2 separate regions of the Mus musculus genome follow, and region 1 is linked to region 2. Evidence: chromatin loops called from intact Hi-C (ENCODE). Cell type or tissue: left cerebral cortex. All regions are shown on one strand.

Region 1 (8,000 bases), 160 kb before region 2:
AAGTCACATCTAACTACAAGAATAAAGATATCTGTGCCTGCAGGTGGTCCCTGGGACTCCTGGGGGAAGGCAGGCCAAGTTTTCCTCCCGCAAGGTCTACCTACATCTAAAGACTTGGCCTAGAAATCCTAATCCTGATACCTTTGGCCCCCAAATGGGATAAGCACAAATCAGCCTCCACTTCTAGAGTTGCTGTTGTTTGCTGTGAGCTTGTGAATCTCTTGCATGGCTGCAGCTTCCTGCCCCAAGGAGCCTGCTCTGGTTCTCTGTGGCTCTATGTTATCATGTTCCTATGTACTACTCAGCCAAACCCACTCTCCACTCTGTCCCAGAATAGAAAAGACTAGTCTGGGTTCTGCTGATACCAGCTTCATACTCACCTCCTCCCAGTTGTAGGATCTCCGTCCTCCCAGGTTGCAGAAGTGGAGAGTCTGAACCCTTCCTGCTGAGCAGGTCTCACTTCTCCCTCACCCCCTCCTCCCAAAGTGGACTGTGCCCCTAGACAATTGTATCCATAGGTTCTGGGAAGAAAAAAATAGAGAGCTCTGGGGGTGGTGGAAGAGCTATGGGGGTGGTGGGGTCTTTAGATTCGTGTGGTCTTTGGTGCCTGTTAAAGAGAATACTGGGATCGTCTTCATTTCTGAATTTTGAATAGTTTTCCAGAAAATTGAGCAAAACTGAAACCCTCCCCCATCACTACTCTGTCTATTGGTTCTCCTGAGTCCTTCACACTTTACAGAGAATTCTAAAACTACACTTGTTTAAGAAACACCGATCTGAGATTCACCATTTATCCTCCTCCATTTGAAACTAAAATGAGGTACACAAGAGATACATTCTATTACTAGAGTTTCAGACTGCTAGAAAGTTAGTTATTTTCACCCGAGAAAACACTGAACTGTCTTTTTCTGCCCCATCAAAACTGCTGTGGTAACTTTTGGGTTGGATTTTTCTTTTGTAAAGTTTTAATGATTTGTTTATTTTTATTTTATATGCACTGGTATTTCGCCTGCAACTATGTGTGTGAGAGTTGGCTTCCATGAAACTAGGTGGCAGGCACGGAGCTGCCATGTAGGTGCTGGGAATCGAACCTGGGTCCTCAGGAGGAACAGCTGGTGCTGTTAACCGCCGAGCTATCTCTCCACCCGACCTTCTACCTCCGCCCCGCCCCCCTGGCTTTTTTTGTTTTTTTAAAGTTTTGTTGTTATTGTTTGCTGCTGCTGCTGCTGCAATCCTTCCGAGTTAAACTCTTGGATCGGTATCCCGACCTAATGAATTAATATGTATATATTCTGGGGTTCAGAATTCATCGGAGTTTCTACTCTTGTTCACACCAGGGGTGCGTATGTGGTTTCTAAAGGCTTAGAAGGGGTATCATCGTGGAGTCAGACTGGAGCAACAAAAATCGAGACTCACAGCTGGTTGGACCCGCTTGGGTGGGGCAGATGGTGAACTGGGAATCGAATGGGGGAAGTGAGGCTGTGGATTAGGTGCTGCAGCAGCGGCTTCGGGTGAAGCCTTGGGCAGGATTTGGAAGGAGAGGGGAGCGGGCAGAAAGCCGGAGACTGTTGCCAGCCGCTTGTCTTGGTTCTGAATGAAACATCGTAAAACAGCTCTGAGATTTCAAGATCTCATACTTTTCAATGAAACCCTGACAACCAATTTGGAGCCATCAGACCGCAGAGGGCCCCCGTGTCTTGAGCTGTGGAATTGCAAGGTCGCCGAGTTGTCCCCCCTCAGGTTTTCTCCCAGGCTCTGCACCTCTGCCTCAAGTCTGGGGTTGGTATCCTACGCAAAGTAGAGGGCGGCATGGTTCAAGTTCGTGAACTTTAGTCCGAGGCAACACCATTTTAAAAACACTGGTATTACCGAGTGGTAAGCAGCAAGGAGGAACACAATTAACATGGAATCTTTCTGGCCATTCCCCCCCCCCCTTTCTGATTCCAGAATCCCGATTTTTAAGCAATTAAGTCATATATCCAACAGGAATATTTCGTTCATGTTACACCGGGACTAGAAACCCACAAGCCTCACAGGTGATACACTGGAACTAAAGATGCATAGGTCTGAGACTAGAAGAAAAATATTTAGTCCTTGCCTACGGATTCTGTCGCCCATCATCTGCTCTTAATGCGCTCTGTGTCCGGCTCTTATGATTGCAAATGGCCCTGTTTTCAAATGGAAATAAGACTTGCAAACTGATTATGTGTATTGAATCAGAATCACTCACTAGATCCTCTTGTTTAAAATGGATTGGAAAAAAAAAAAAAAAAGGATGATGGCTGCAGGCCTCTGTAACCAGCACACCCTCTTCTCTGGAAGACCTATCTGTTTTGCAACTTCTTGCCATTTGAACATGTTATTAGACGCGTTCTCACGACCGGCCAGGAAGAACACAACAACCAGAATCTTCTACGGCAAAGCTTTATTGCTTATATCTTTATCGGGCCAGAGTGTAAGAAGCAAGAGAGGGAAGCAAGAGAGAGAGAAAAACGAAACCCCTTCTATTTTAAAGAGAACAACCATTGCCTAGGGCGCATCACTCCCTGATTGGCTGCAGCCCATGGCCGAGCTGACGTTCACGGGAAAAACAGAGTACAAGTAGTCGTAAATACCCTTGGCTCATGCGCAGATTATTTGTTTACCAACTTAGAACACAGGATGTCAGCGCCATCTTGTGACGGCGAATGTGGGGGCGGCTTCCCACATGAACACATTTCAGCCTGATAATTACGTTACCATTGTGTTATGGCCCAGAGCTCACACACCATACCCGCAGCTCCTCCCAGCTACCCCCAGACCAGCTCCACCATCATTAACCCTTAAACCACACACCCCCTACCCAGCCTTGATCCACTTCACCACAACACTTGGGTCCACTCACTGAATCTAGCACCTCTCAGATGTCACGACTAGGGACAGAAGCACACACTTTACCCAGGCACAGATCTTCTCACCTCTCCCCTTAGCTTTTTTCCCAGTTCTCTCTGCTCTTTCCTGGCTTTTCCAGGAAGAAGAAGAAGAAAACCCAAACAAACAAACAAACAAAAAAAACAAAAAAAAAAAAAAAACTACATTATCAGTAGGCTCCCAACTTTCAGAGTCACACAACCCATAGAATCTGAGTGGCAAAATTTTTTAAAAATTAATTTTGTGTTGCTGTGGCGTTGTCCTTGCTAGAAAGGTTTCCTCCAGGAAGGTCAGTATTAAGGTGGTTGGATAACACCACAGATATCAAATGTTTTCTCTTTATCCCCATCTCATGCTGCATGATAGGCTATGGAAGAGTGAGCGTCTTGTTGTTAAGTATTTCCAATGGATTTTTTTTCCTTCTATTTGATGTCAGTATGAAGCAGATACACTGACTCTATGGTTGTCCAAGCTTTACCCGTTCTATCAAATGTGGGTATGGTTTAGTGCAGCATTTTCAAAACTGACTGAACCCTTCCTAGCCTCATCATTGTAGCCAGGAAGCAGTAAATGAATGGCCAAGTAATGATGCTGGGTGATGCTAGTGCTAACTAGCTACAACTTCTGGCTGGCTAGCCAGAGGCAGGGATGCCTGCATGCTTTTGACTCAGGGTTGCATTTTTCCCCCCAGCAAAGTCATGAGATGAAATAAGCTGCCAGTCTTCTGCCCTCCCACCTCCTGTCTTCCCCTACACAGGCCTGCAGACCTTGAGGCACCAAGGAGTGGCCAGGTCTGGAGAGACAATTAATCCTCTGAAGTAGCCTGCCTCTGCAAGCCTATTTAGAAACCTGGTTCTCCGGGAAAGATCTATGGGGGCTCTAACAACTTTCTGGCCTAGACAGGATAGTCAGCTCAGTAAATATTGTCTGGGTATCTTGAGTTAGGGCATAACAGGCGGCTAGCTCAGAGGATTGTTAAGGCAATTCTCAGGTTTACATCCCAGTGTTCACGGTATGTATGCGGTGTATGTGGGAGATGAGGTAAATCAGTAGCATGCAGATCAAATAAGCCTGTGTCTCTAGCACTTTGGAAACCTCAAGCAACATCTTTGAGAAGTGGGAATTGAAAGAAGGTGGTATTTCTGGGTGATTTCTCACAGAATCATTTCAGGCACAGTAAGTGGCAGGGTGGGGGTTGTGTGTGGGGGGACTCAAGGCTTTCTTCCCATTATATGCAGGATAATTTCTCACAGTTTGGAAATAAATTTTAACAGCAATCACCCAATGTCCTAGAAGTGAGACACTCCATCAACAACCTCTGCTCCTGATAACTGAGTGCTAACTAGCAAAGACAAGATTTTCTAGAACACGGAAGGACATGATGGGCAGGGTTTGCCTTGTTCACTCTTCACCAACAGTAAGGCAGACAGGCGCTCTTATTTCCACGACTATGTTTAGACCCACACAAAGTGACCCTTTGATATCAATAGAATGCAGAAATGTTTCTTGTTTCGATTTTCCTTGCTAAGTGGAAGTATTCTTACCAACTCATCTATGACTAGACATTGCCAGTCCAGTAAGATGTCTTGTGCACAGATATGTCTCAGGCACCTTGCTAATGAATGATGTTAACATCTCTGAGCACAAAGCAGTCTTCTAGAGTTTCACATGACAAGAAATAAACATCCCAGCTGAAAATGGGCCAAAATAAGGAATTTTTGTTTCTCTTTAAGGGAAACTAGGCTTCATCTGGTGTCTTGAGGTAATAGATACATTCAATTTTCGTCTATCTAACTAATATGTTCTGTAACATTCAGTTCTGTATTTGAGTTTCATTTTTAGAAAATCTTTTGAATAGGCATGTAAAATCATACACACATAAATAAAAACATCCACTTTTCACATTTATACCTACATCACATTTATACCTACATACGGAGTAGGTAGAAACAGATGTTTCCAATCGGGGGAAAGGAGTCATTTACCAAGTCCTAACACTGACAATGTTTTTGTTTCTGTTTTTATTTATCTTTCAGGCACGACACAGCAGCAATAAACTTACATTGGAAACTCCTACCCCCAACCAAAAAGACATTAAAATAGGAAAATGTTATCCAAAATTATGCAAGAAGCCATAACAATAAAGGGGATAAATGTCTAGGAAGCAGAAATAAAATGGGAACTTATCAAATGAGGACAGAGACCAGGGGTGCACCTAGATACTCTCCAAGTTGGCATTAGGTCACTATCAAGAAGAAATGCAGCCACCACTTCAGCTGTGGTTTCAGATGTGGCAAGCCTTGTGCTGTCTCGCTGACCTAGCTCTTCTTCCATTCCTTTAAGACATCATCATTAAAGAAAGTTCAGAAATGCAAATGTGTGGGGTGGAGGTGAGGGTTCATGCCGCCCTTGACTCAGCCCTTCAATAAAATACATACTTTACTTTCACCCATACCAATTCCTTGGGATGCTGAGAGGGTAACTGCAGAGAGGCCACACCTTCCAAAAGCCACCCACTTGAAGAGACACCAGAAAACTTTTTGTTGAGGCAGGATCCCAAACTGGGTGCCACTGAAGGTGAGCTGAAGCCCCAGAGACACAATGGTACAGTGAAGCACACACAACCAGTAAAGTAGCAAGGACCGATGAAGGTGGCTCCAGGCATCTGGGAACAAGCTGAGCAAGGAAAACACCACCTCCATCCCTTCCAATACCCTTAGGCCATGTCTTTTCGTTTGAAACAAGCTTCTAAATAGCGGAAGGATCATGTTATCTCAGATTCACATTTCCCAAAGGACTTCCCAACTAATAAAACCGTCTGCTCGCCCGGCTTCGCTCTAATAACTGGGGAGGGATGCGAAGGAGGAGAAACTATGCTAGCCGATTCGTCTTCAACTCCTTGCTTATAAAAACTGAACACCTGCCTGGTTGACTTTAGCTCATCAGGCAGTAGCCATTTAGCCTATATCAGCATGGTTCACACAGATTCTGTATCCCTCTCCCCCCACCCCCCATCTTAAATTGGCCGGCTTTTAAGATAAAGACATAATAGAGAAAGCATTGACCTTACCTGGTCCCTAATGAGTTGGAAGTCAGAAAACCTCTCTCTCCTTCCTCTTATCTGGGATCGCCTGAGAAGAGACTCAGGTCTTGAGACAGCTTCTCAGTCCTCATCGCTGCCCAGATTCCGGGCAGCCCGAAGAGTGTGCGGCCTCGAAAGTCTGCGAATCTTCCTGGGCTTTCAAAATCAAAACCAGATCCAAACATCGCCAATGGAGCTCCCAGTCCAGATCACTTAAAAATCTCTTGGAAGACTCTCAAGCAAGTCCATCCCTACGAAAGGCCAAGCACTAAGCAGTGGCACGGAGCGCTGTCTCCTCGAGGCCCTGATAGCCCCGCAGACGTGAACGCCGGTCTCGCTAACTGGACCCAGACACCGCTTACCTTGTTTTCGCGGGCTCCAAGCTATCTCCACCTGGCTAGGCCCTATCTCCAGTGTATTCCCACAAACTGTGACATTTCTTTCCTCGTCTGCCTCTTGGCCTTTAGGACCCCAGCTCTATCCTAGTGGATGGCCGCACCATCCCGGGATCCCTTTCTCTCCCACTCAGGGCGCCTCTGTCCTGTAGCTTTCGCCACTTCTCTAAGCCCAGCCAATCCACCGCCCTCCAGCTGAGAGAACTGCTTCCCCTTCTCTTCGGCCCCAGAGCTCGGGGTTCCCAGGCTGGGGCGGGGGTGGGGAGCCGCTTTGGGATGCTAAACATCAAACAAGCCAAGCCTGGGGTTTCAGGCCCCGAAGCCACTAGAGCGGCTCTCCAGGGCTCTCGAGAAAGTCCTCGTGTTTACACGGCAGGGTTGGGTGGGGTGGGGGAGAGGAGCAAAGAGGAGGATGCTGTCTGCAAAATCCCCCCACTGCCTGAGCCATCGCGGCCTGGGTTGGGTGGGATACTTGTCAGGGGGCAGTTTCTAGGACATTTGTTCTATCGGCTCACTGGGAAAGCTTGCCCATCTTCCACCAGCTCAGTGCCAGGGCATCTCCAGAATGTTTATTTCTTTTCCTGGGAGGTCAGAACCGACCTGAGCCTGAGTTTTTGAAAGCCTTAAATAAGAGAAGACCTCTTCTAGATGCCGATCAGTTTGCAGATTGTGTGCTGGTAGGTGTCTCCAAACTGTGGGGACTTAAACCTTGAATCCAGCTCACCTTAAACCCAGCTCCTAGTTTCCTAAAGAGACACGCCCCAGTCAACATCCTAAGATTGCTTCTGTAGCTGACACACGTTCCCTAGGTAGGAGCTGGGAGAATCAGAGTGAATGATGACAAGAGAGGACCAAAGCCCAGTTTGTTGGGTCTCATTGCCAGGGCCCTCTGAGTTCACCTATCTCAGGGACAAGTAAACAGACTTCAAGCTAAACCGGCTGGGGAAGAATGTATTTGCTAGGAACTCCAACTAACCCAAGGAAGATAAGACAGAGTGCTACATTACCCTCATATTGTTACTCTTTTACAATGCAGAGAGCAAGGGCAGCTTGTGTCTAGAGCAGGCTAGGCCCTGTCCCTGTCTGGGCTTGTGCTGGCCAGTGGAACTGGTAGGGCTAAACTCAACCCTCACTTAGGAGTTGAACAGCAGCTGCCAACACCTGCCTCTCCTGAGCAAGAACAGCCTGCACTCCTTGTACGAACAGAAATAATTATGCTTTCCTGGTTTCATTTTTTCCCCCCAAAATGTGAGGTCTGCTAAGAGGAACCCCACACATACCCTGTAGGCTCTCAGGAGAGTCAACCAACTGTCCTTTCAGAATATCAGAGTACCTTCAAGCTATGAGAAGCCATATCCCAAAAGGCAGGACTGGTTTTCTCAGGAAGAGAAACCAGCTCCCATTACTAAGGCACGACAAGGTAGAAATTCCCTGGTCATCAGTGAAAAGACTGTCAGATTTAAGTCCATGCGTTTAAAAAAACAAAACAAAAACAAAACAAAACCCAACAACAAAACCAAACCAAACCCAAGATTCTGGGGGATAGATACAGTGGAGAAAAACTGAAAACAGAATGTGATAGAAGATGATGGAAAGAGGAGAGATGGGAGGTT
Region 2 (8,000 bases):
TGAATGATGAACATTCTGTATCTGAGCTGTCTGTAAGTAATGGCCACCTGTTTGTCTCTCTGTTGTTGTTGTTTTTAAATGGACGTTTAAAATGTGAATTATAAACTCATTTGCTATCTTTAGTTTTAAACCTATTTCCCAATATATACAATGTGATACTTTCATCTAGCAACTCTGAAATCTGCTGGCCTGATACATTTACATTGCAAAAGGAATCTGCCCAGGCTGGTAGGCTGGGATGCCTTTTCTTTTAAACAACAGTGGCAGTGGCAGCTGCCCTGGATGTTAGAGTAGCCTGGCTAGGAAGACTTGTAAATGTCCCATGCTTTACACAGTCAGGAAGCTAGGGGGACTTAACCCAAACAACAGAATCTTGAATTTTCTATTCTTTGACTTTCAGGGTTGTTTGTTTGTTTGTTTTTGTTATTTTGTTTTTTGTTTTGCCTTAAACCAACATTATGAATGATTCCCTCCCACCCCCAGCATCCAGTAATGGGATCATTATTTCTCCCCCTAGTGAAAGGGTGTCTCTAAGAACAGAACCATGTGTTGTGGCAGAAGGAAATCCCAAAGGGACTGGATTAGAATCACTCTGGCAAATAAAAACTGCTAAGGGAATTTGTGTTGTCAGCTCGCCAGAACATCAGATTCACACCTCTGGTCCTGCAAAAGGTGCTAGGGGGCTTTAAAACAGTCCTGTGTAGCTATGACCTTGGCTTTCTAGCCCACTAAATAGTGGCTCACCCTTTACCTATTGCTTGGGGCTGTTGTCTCAACCCTGCAGGAAATAGAACCCTTCTTTCCCCAGCCCTCCAGATCTACCCAGAGAGCCTGCCCAGATTGGCAATACTGGCACAGCTGTAATATATGCAGGGCACTGGTTCAGAATTTTGGGTCCCCAGCCACCACAACCCTACCCCCTCTCAACCATTTTATTTCTAGGCTGGATAGAGAGAAGCAACAGAATCCAAACAACAGCACTTCAATACCCCAAAACCTCCTGTAAGACAGACTTTAATAAGACTTCGTACCAAAAGTAAAGAACTATGAGAATTGTTCCTGTTGTTTAACACCCTCGGATATTTTCCTAAACTCTCCCTCAAGAAATCTCTCTCTTACTTTTTGTGTTCTGGGCCCACCCTTCTCACTTAAGAGTTTTCCATTTGTTTGTTTGGGTTTTTTTTTTTTTTTTTTTGGTTTTTTGTTTGTTTGTTTGGTTGGTTTGGTTTTTAAATTTAAATGTTTTGTCATATGCTACCTGACTAAGATGTGCTCTTAAACATCTGTGTATCTCTTTAAAACTGCACAGGCAGTCTTATTAGATGTGTTTATTGTTTCATTATATAAATAATATTCGTTAAAATATTTTTGTGTCTGTGCAAAGAGCAAAAGTCAACATTATTGTTTGGTTTTCAACTAAAATAGAATTTAGGCAAGCTGGGCTCTTAGTAGAAGGGTTCTTGCCCAGCATGTATGAGGCCCTGGGTTCAGTCCTCAGCTCTGCAAGAGACTAAAAAGATGTGAGCTAATACACACTAGCTTACAGCATTTTGTTATTGAAAGGTAAATCATGTAATGTCCGCAATCCACTTCAACCGGGAACCTTAAAAGCTAATGCACCTGGTGTCGAAATTCGTTTACTCTGAAATTGTATGATACTGTAGTGTATAATCTTAGTTTATTAAAGACGAATTAGATGTGTGGAGGGGTGTTTTGTGTGTTTTCCCTAGCTTTGGTTTTCTATTGAAAACTGCTTGGTGTGTGTGTTCCTCAGCGATTTCCCCAGAGATCCCGTTTTTTTCAGTAGTAGAGGGATGGGTTTACCATCTCCCATTCGCTCAGACGCCACTCACAGAGCCTCTAGCAAGAAAGTGGGGAGGTGGGCTCCTTAGCAGGGACTGCTTGGCTGAAATTTTTTAGATAGGCTTTGGCAGAAGTAAGAAGGAAAGGTTTTCTCTGGTCTCAGAAGGGAGTTTCTTGGGGCAGATAATCTGCAATAGAAGGTCCTACCTGCTCCTGTCCAATCTCCAATGAGAGTCAAGGGCAGGCAGCAAGAAGAAGCACTGCTTGTTGGCACCTGGCTGGAGACCGATGCAGGTGGGTCGACCGCTGTTAAGCTGCTTGAAGCCTGCAGGGCTCCGTTGACCCATGCCAAAATGCGGGCTGAGACATCCTAGTCTGGACTGGAAATTCAGTTGAAAATACCTGTTTGAAATGTCCTCAATCTAGTCAACTGGGAAGTGACTTCGCTCATCTCCCATTTAGGGGCGACAACAGAAGGAATTCGCCTGTGGTCCACAGCCAAAGCAAGTCTCCCAATCCAGGAAAAATCGCTTTCTCTTCACTTGATTGCCACGTCTCCCAGAGCCCACTAAAGTCATTTTGTCATTATGTTTTAAACATGAAATAGTTCATCTCTACGCTGTCTTCAGGGTAATGCAAGGAGGGGATGACTTGAAATGGATTCTCCATGCATCTCCAGGAAAGGAAGGCGGTGGTAGCAGGGACTCCGCAGAGAAAGCAGCTAACTTTATCTAACACGGGCACTTTCAGGTCACTCGGGCCCACTAGCTGTGCTAATAATCAGTCCTAATTGTATTGTTTCAGGGCATCTCCCGATTTTGTTCCCACTATAGTGCTCCGGTGACCCACGGAGAAACACACAACAGATGCCAGTACAGATCCCCAGAAAAGTGAATATTTTCTGTGCTTTGGTTGACATGTTAACATGTCATCCCGTGGACAGGTCATGCCAGTCGCAAAATAAATTGAGCCGCAGAACAAAATTTCTTCTGGTCCTGCCTTGGCCCTCTTTTTGCTATGAGGCTGGGCACCGTTGGAAGATGCGTGGTCCCCCTTCTGGCTGCACTCTGCGTTCTTGCCCCTGGCTCACAAGTCCTAGGGAGGGTCAGAGCAAACAGCTGGAATTCAAGCGCGCTTTCTGGCTCTCTTCTGGTCAACCCTGACCTATTCAGCTGGCATTCTGTCCATAGTGAGGAGTCCCAGGAAGCAGGTCCTCTTTGACAGGCTCTGGGGTTTGGCTTAGGGGAGGTTGTCTTTCCTAAGATGTGGAGGGGGTAGGGAGTGTTTACTCCCATTGTAGACACCTGCAGTGCGGAGTCTTCTTCTTTTCTGGGGCCTTTAGTAATGAGCTATTCCCGGAGAGTGGGAAACCGGAAAGAGCGAGGGTAGTGGGAGCCTAGCTGGGCTTCACACTTTCCTCTTGTTTCATATGTAATGCGGCCTTCTTTAAATGTCTTAGGTGTTCACATTTGATCTACACGCGTGTTTTATCGTTGTAAAGGCCACTGCCACTTTGGAAGGCTATCATGTTTGACTTCGTGGCCTCTCACTAAATAGTGGGATGAGCCAGCAAAGAACCAGCCCACCATTCTCTTCCCTTCCTTTAGAGGAACTTCTTTTCAGTTTTTAGCTTTCCCAGCCCATAGAGGAAGGAAAATCCATGACCCTGAGTGCCCCCCACCCCCACCCCAGGGCGGTGAAAGATCCTGCAAAGTAGGGTGTGGGAGGGAGATAGGTGTTTCCAGTAACGTGAAAAGATCGGTGCTTGGGTTTAACGCGATGGCGCGTGACGAAGCGCGGTGCGCGACTTAGAATTCAGCACAATGTTAAGGTGAATTGAAGCCTTCGATTTGCAAACGCCCTTCCCAGACTTGTCGGAGCTGGAGTCAATCCGGCGCCTGTAGGTGGCGCTGCGATGAGGTGCCGGGGTGAAGGGAACTCTGGCTGAAGTCTGAAAGACATTAAAGGGGGAAAAAAAAACCTGAAGAAAATTTCCACAACTCCCTTTCTGCCTCTCCACCTCGGCCTGCTACTTTTATTTCGGGGGAATAGCGGAGATAATACCGCGGGACTCTGAGCTCTATTAGGGGAGAGAGCACAGAGACCGCTGGACAGAGAGATTCTACCTCACTGTCCAGTGTCTCGTGCAAAGAAAACATCCTGTCACCAGCTGTCCGGAGGGAACGTGCAATGATTTACTCCTAGGTCGTCGCATCAACGAATATGCTAGTGACTGACCTGACCGCTTCTTGTGGGCTGACCTTCAAATGCCATAAATGAACCTTCAAATGCCATAAATGAACCTTCAAATGTCATAAATCGTGTCTAAAGCCCTAGGTCAACAGTTCGTGCCCATCCAAAGCTTGGCTAGTCTAGGGCTGCCGACTGGCCCTAGTAAGTGCTCTTCGATCCCGTAGCCTGTGAGCAGCCCCGGACCCCGACTGTCCGATAACCCTGCATAGAGCATAACCTGACCACAGTAACCCGCACTCAATTCCCGGCCTTCACAATTGCTGTCCTGAAATCAGAATTAGAGGCGCAGCCTGGTTCTCCTTTATCTTTTCCAGGCAGCTTTAGGCTAATAGGGTCTTTCCAGGAGTCTGCCTCATTGAGCTAGCACAACAAACGCCCATGGGGAAGCTCACAAACCACTGTACTAAAGGGCCCCGCAGTTTTGCTTCCCCTCTCCCCACGTCCCGCCCCCCAGCTGCAGCTCTCAAAGTCGAGTGGAAGCGTAAGGTCATTCATTGAAAGACCAAGGCCAGCTTCCTCGCCATCATACATTCACTACTAAAATTGCAACCCTGGCAAAAGCGAGGTCTCCTCTGGACAATTACAGGGTCAACGGGGCCTTCCCCGACCCCCAAACTCCTCCTAGTCGCCTTCTCTCAGTAGAGACCTGATTCATGCTCGCAATTGCTGTCCCTCAGCCAGGAGTATTGCTCCTTGAACAAAAATACATTCTCATTCTCTCTCTATCTCTGTCTCTCTCTCTGTCTGTCTCTGTCTCTGTCTCTGTCTCTGTCTGTCTCTCTCTCTCTAATAAACAAACGCAATCATACCATAGGAGGCTCAAAGCCATCCTTCTAAAAGCAATTCCACTGTTGAAAACTGAAAAATGGGTGTAATTTGCGTTCAGAAAGTGATGTTAGGGTCACGGCAATTTCCCGGGCCGTTATTTATTTTTACTTTAAAGTCTTTAGGGAAGATTTGCTTATAGACTCGGATACAGTATGAGAACCCCGGCAACCCCGCTCGCCTTCAAAGCGGGAGGGGGCCTGAAGGTGGAGAACAATTACTGAGTGACGCTAATATGGGGAAACTGAAAAGAAATGTCGATTGTTTTTATTGTAACAGAAGGAGTGAGCAAACAGAAAAACCAACCCCGGCTGATCGGAAACAGGCAGGCGGAGAATGAAAAGTGGGTTTCAGGCCGCAACAGGCCCCTCCCTCCCCTGGCCTGGGAAGGAGCGAGCCGGGCTAAGCGCTCGCTGGACTCCAGCACTGGCATCTCGCGACCGTCCAGCCCCTGCTCTCCGGGGACGTCTTCCCAGCTCTCGCCCACCCTCCCGCAGCCTCACCTGCCGCAGAGGAGGAAGCCTTCTCGGTATGCGAGGTTCCTCCATCTGGCGGAAGGCTGAACAGCCAGTAAGCAACGCTTCGGTAGTCAGTGGGCTCCAATTGAAGTCCCCTGAAGCTTCTGGCTGCGCGGGTTCGTCCACAGCGTCGTCGTCGCCAGCGAGCCAAGGGCAACAGGTCAGTGTGAGCGCCCCTCTCGCGCTACCCTATCCTTCCCTGTCAGAAGATCCCTGTAGCTGGCTCCGTCCTCAGCCCCCAGTGCTTGTTTCTTCTAGCTGCAGCCACCCGCCGCTTGGGACATAGAGTTGCTGGGCGAGCCTTCTTGGGTGAACCTGGCCTGGCTGTGGTTGCGGGGCGCGCCGGTTGCCCTGACACTTTCTGGGGAGCTTAGTTGGGTGCGCTGAACACTGACCCTGCAAGGCTGGGCCCTAACTGGGAGGCCAGATCCGAATGAGTCTAGTTGCTTTTTTTTTAAAGTCAAGTGCAATGCCACACTCACCTAACACAGGCGTGCTGTAGAGGAACTCAACTCGAGGTCCAGCCTTTGCCTGAAAACTTCCCCCAGACAGCTGCAAGAACTCACAGTACTGGTTTTTGTGTGTCTTTCTTTCTTTTCTTTCTTTCTTTCTTTCTTTCTTTCTTTCTTTCTTTCTTTCTTTCTTTCTTTCTTTCTTTCTTTCCTTCTTTCTTTTTCTTATCCATGTCCAGGAGCTGTCCTGGACACTGGCTGCTTCCCAAGGAGCTTCGGTAGGGCATAGTGACCTGGACCTTGCTTGACCCAGTATGCTCCTAGCAGGGGACAAGTTGCAGAGTTCGGTGCCTACATACTCTGCTCTAACTCCCGTGTTCACCTCAACCGCGAGTAGAAAAAGAGACCCTTCCATTCTCGCGCCTCCCCCTACTTTCTCTTCCACGGTCGCAGTCGACCTCCAGGGACACAGACGCTGAGTACTCACCGAGATCAAGTGAGTGCTCACACACAGCCTAGAGTGCTGCCTTCCGATGGCGGCGGCGACTGCCCGGATACTCTGTGAGCCGCCGTGGGAAGAGCTAGATTCCACTTCCTGCGCATCTCTCCTCAGACCTCGCTCGTGCCCAAAGGGACTTGGTGCACTGCAAGTGGCGGGCCCGTGGCATTGGGACCACTGACAGATTTATGAAGACTTTACAAGCATCGAGCCTGGGTCGTTGGAGGCAGGGTTGAGTTCAACAGAGGAGGAGAAGCCCTGGAGATAAAACTCCGCAGCACTGTGCGGGCCTAGCTGCCCCTGCATTTCTGGGCTTGGCTTCCACAGTGGGCTGCCCGGTGCCAAGTGTGTAGAATCCTGGTGTAACCTCCTCCTTCACACCCTCTGGTCCTCTAGCTTCCAGTCTCCTACTGAGTAAATATTTACCCAGAGAAGGGGTCGCCCCAGAGGAGGCCTTGGAGTTTAGAGAAAGGCTTTTGGTTTCCTTCTGGCCCGAGCCAGCTGCAGGCCTTTCTGGTTGTGTTTTGGTTTTGGTCTTAGATTTTTCCTTTCAGTAAAAATTCTCCTGATTCCCCCATGACCTCTTGGATCCAGATCTCAGTAACCAGGGGCCCTGGACCTCAGTGACCCTTGCTCTTTCTTGAAGTCCTGCATCTCTATGTCCACTAGGGCTCACTGGAGGGCTCTCTTCTCCATCTCCTACCCTCTTCTACCCACTCCTTCATTTCTTGTCTCTCACCTCACACATCTCCGCCCTCCTGGTTTTTGCTAAGACTCCTGGGATCTGTGGCTACTTGATCCCTAGGGCACTGTGTGCCCTTGCTTGGGAAGGGGAGTTTCCTCACAGGCCCCTTCTTGGAGATGACATGGCTCTCCTCTATTCCAGCATCTTCGGTTTATAAGGTCTCTAAGCACCGGGTGGTCATGGGCGCTGAAAGTGGCCCAAAGTGCCCAAGGTTGATTTATTCTGGGCCTCCAAGAATATTCTGGTAGGAGAGCCTGAGGGACACTGAGGAGACCCAGTAAAATGCTGTCCGCGCATGCCCAGGGAGATCACCAACAGCCAGGTCCAACAGATAGAAAGAAAAAAAAAAAACCGATAGATGACCAACAGTAGACCTGTGCAAGAGCAAGGGAGGTGTGCGACAGCTAAAGGGGGCGGCAGTAGATGTTATGTACTAAACCCCAAACTAGACACACAGGTCTCTTGATCACTCCGGGTTGATGTAGCTAGATTCTCATTAGGACACCACATCTTGCTAGTCCACACGGGCTGGGGCACTATCTCTGTACACCAGTTCAGAAGGGTGTGAAATACTCAGTGGGTGCACGGAAGTAGAGCAAAGAGCACACTCAGAGAACACTTCTTGCCCGTGAGGATGAAGGTTCCTCATCACGGAGCAGAGCACAGTATCTTCTGTGAGCAAGTCTCAGGCGAAGTTCTGATCTCCACTCAGTCTCTGAGTTGCAAGTAATTTATACTATAGCATGGGGCTGGGGGTGCTTCTGAAATCTTGGCTTTCCTTGTTATAAAGCACCTGACTACGCAATACAAGTATTGAGCGGAGACAAGGATGAAACCACAAAGTCGAGCCTTGAAATGACTTTGAACATCTGAAACCAACAAATAAAGGGGGGGGGGGGCTATGT

What was found. Hi-C counts contacts between places; a loop is a spot of excess contacts. Peaks named below come from ENCODE experiments on the same cell type or tissue, not always from the same donor. Only the 100,000 strongest peaks of a DNase experiment are listed, where the experiment ranks them.
Region 1: it touches region 2 in a loop (3-fold over the local background); 13 of 42 quality-filtered maps call a loop at or near these places.

What each region holds. Positions count from the first base shown.
Region 1 is chr12:56,522,828-56,530,827 of GRCm38, forward strand. Sfta3-ps (surfactant associated 3, pseudogene) reads right to left here and starts at 6,593. Exons shown (of 7, transcript NR_045082.1): 1 at 5,981-6,593. In left cerebral cortex, no CTCF peak of the experiment used is centred here; no DNase peak of the experiment used is centred here.
Region 2 is chr12:56,686,221-56,694,220 of GRCm38, forward strand. It overlaps Gm15524 (a long non-coding RNA gene), which reads right to left. Exons shown (of 3, transcript XR_003950120.1): 1 at 6,339-8,000; 2 at 5,385-5,503; 3 at 1-3,754. It also overlaps a transcript of Pax9 not described here. Among named protein-coding and RNA genes, the nearest start is that of Gm15524, 4.5 kb to the right of the region's middle. In left cerebral cortex, CTCF peaks have their summits at 324 and 3,705 (motif pointing right); a DNase peak (open chromatin) is centred at 2,124.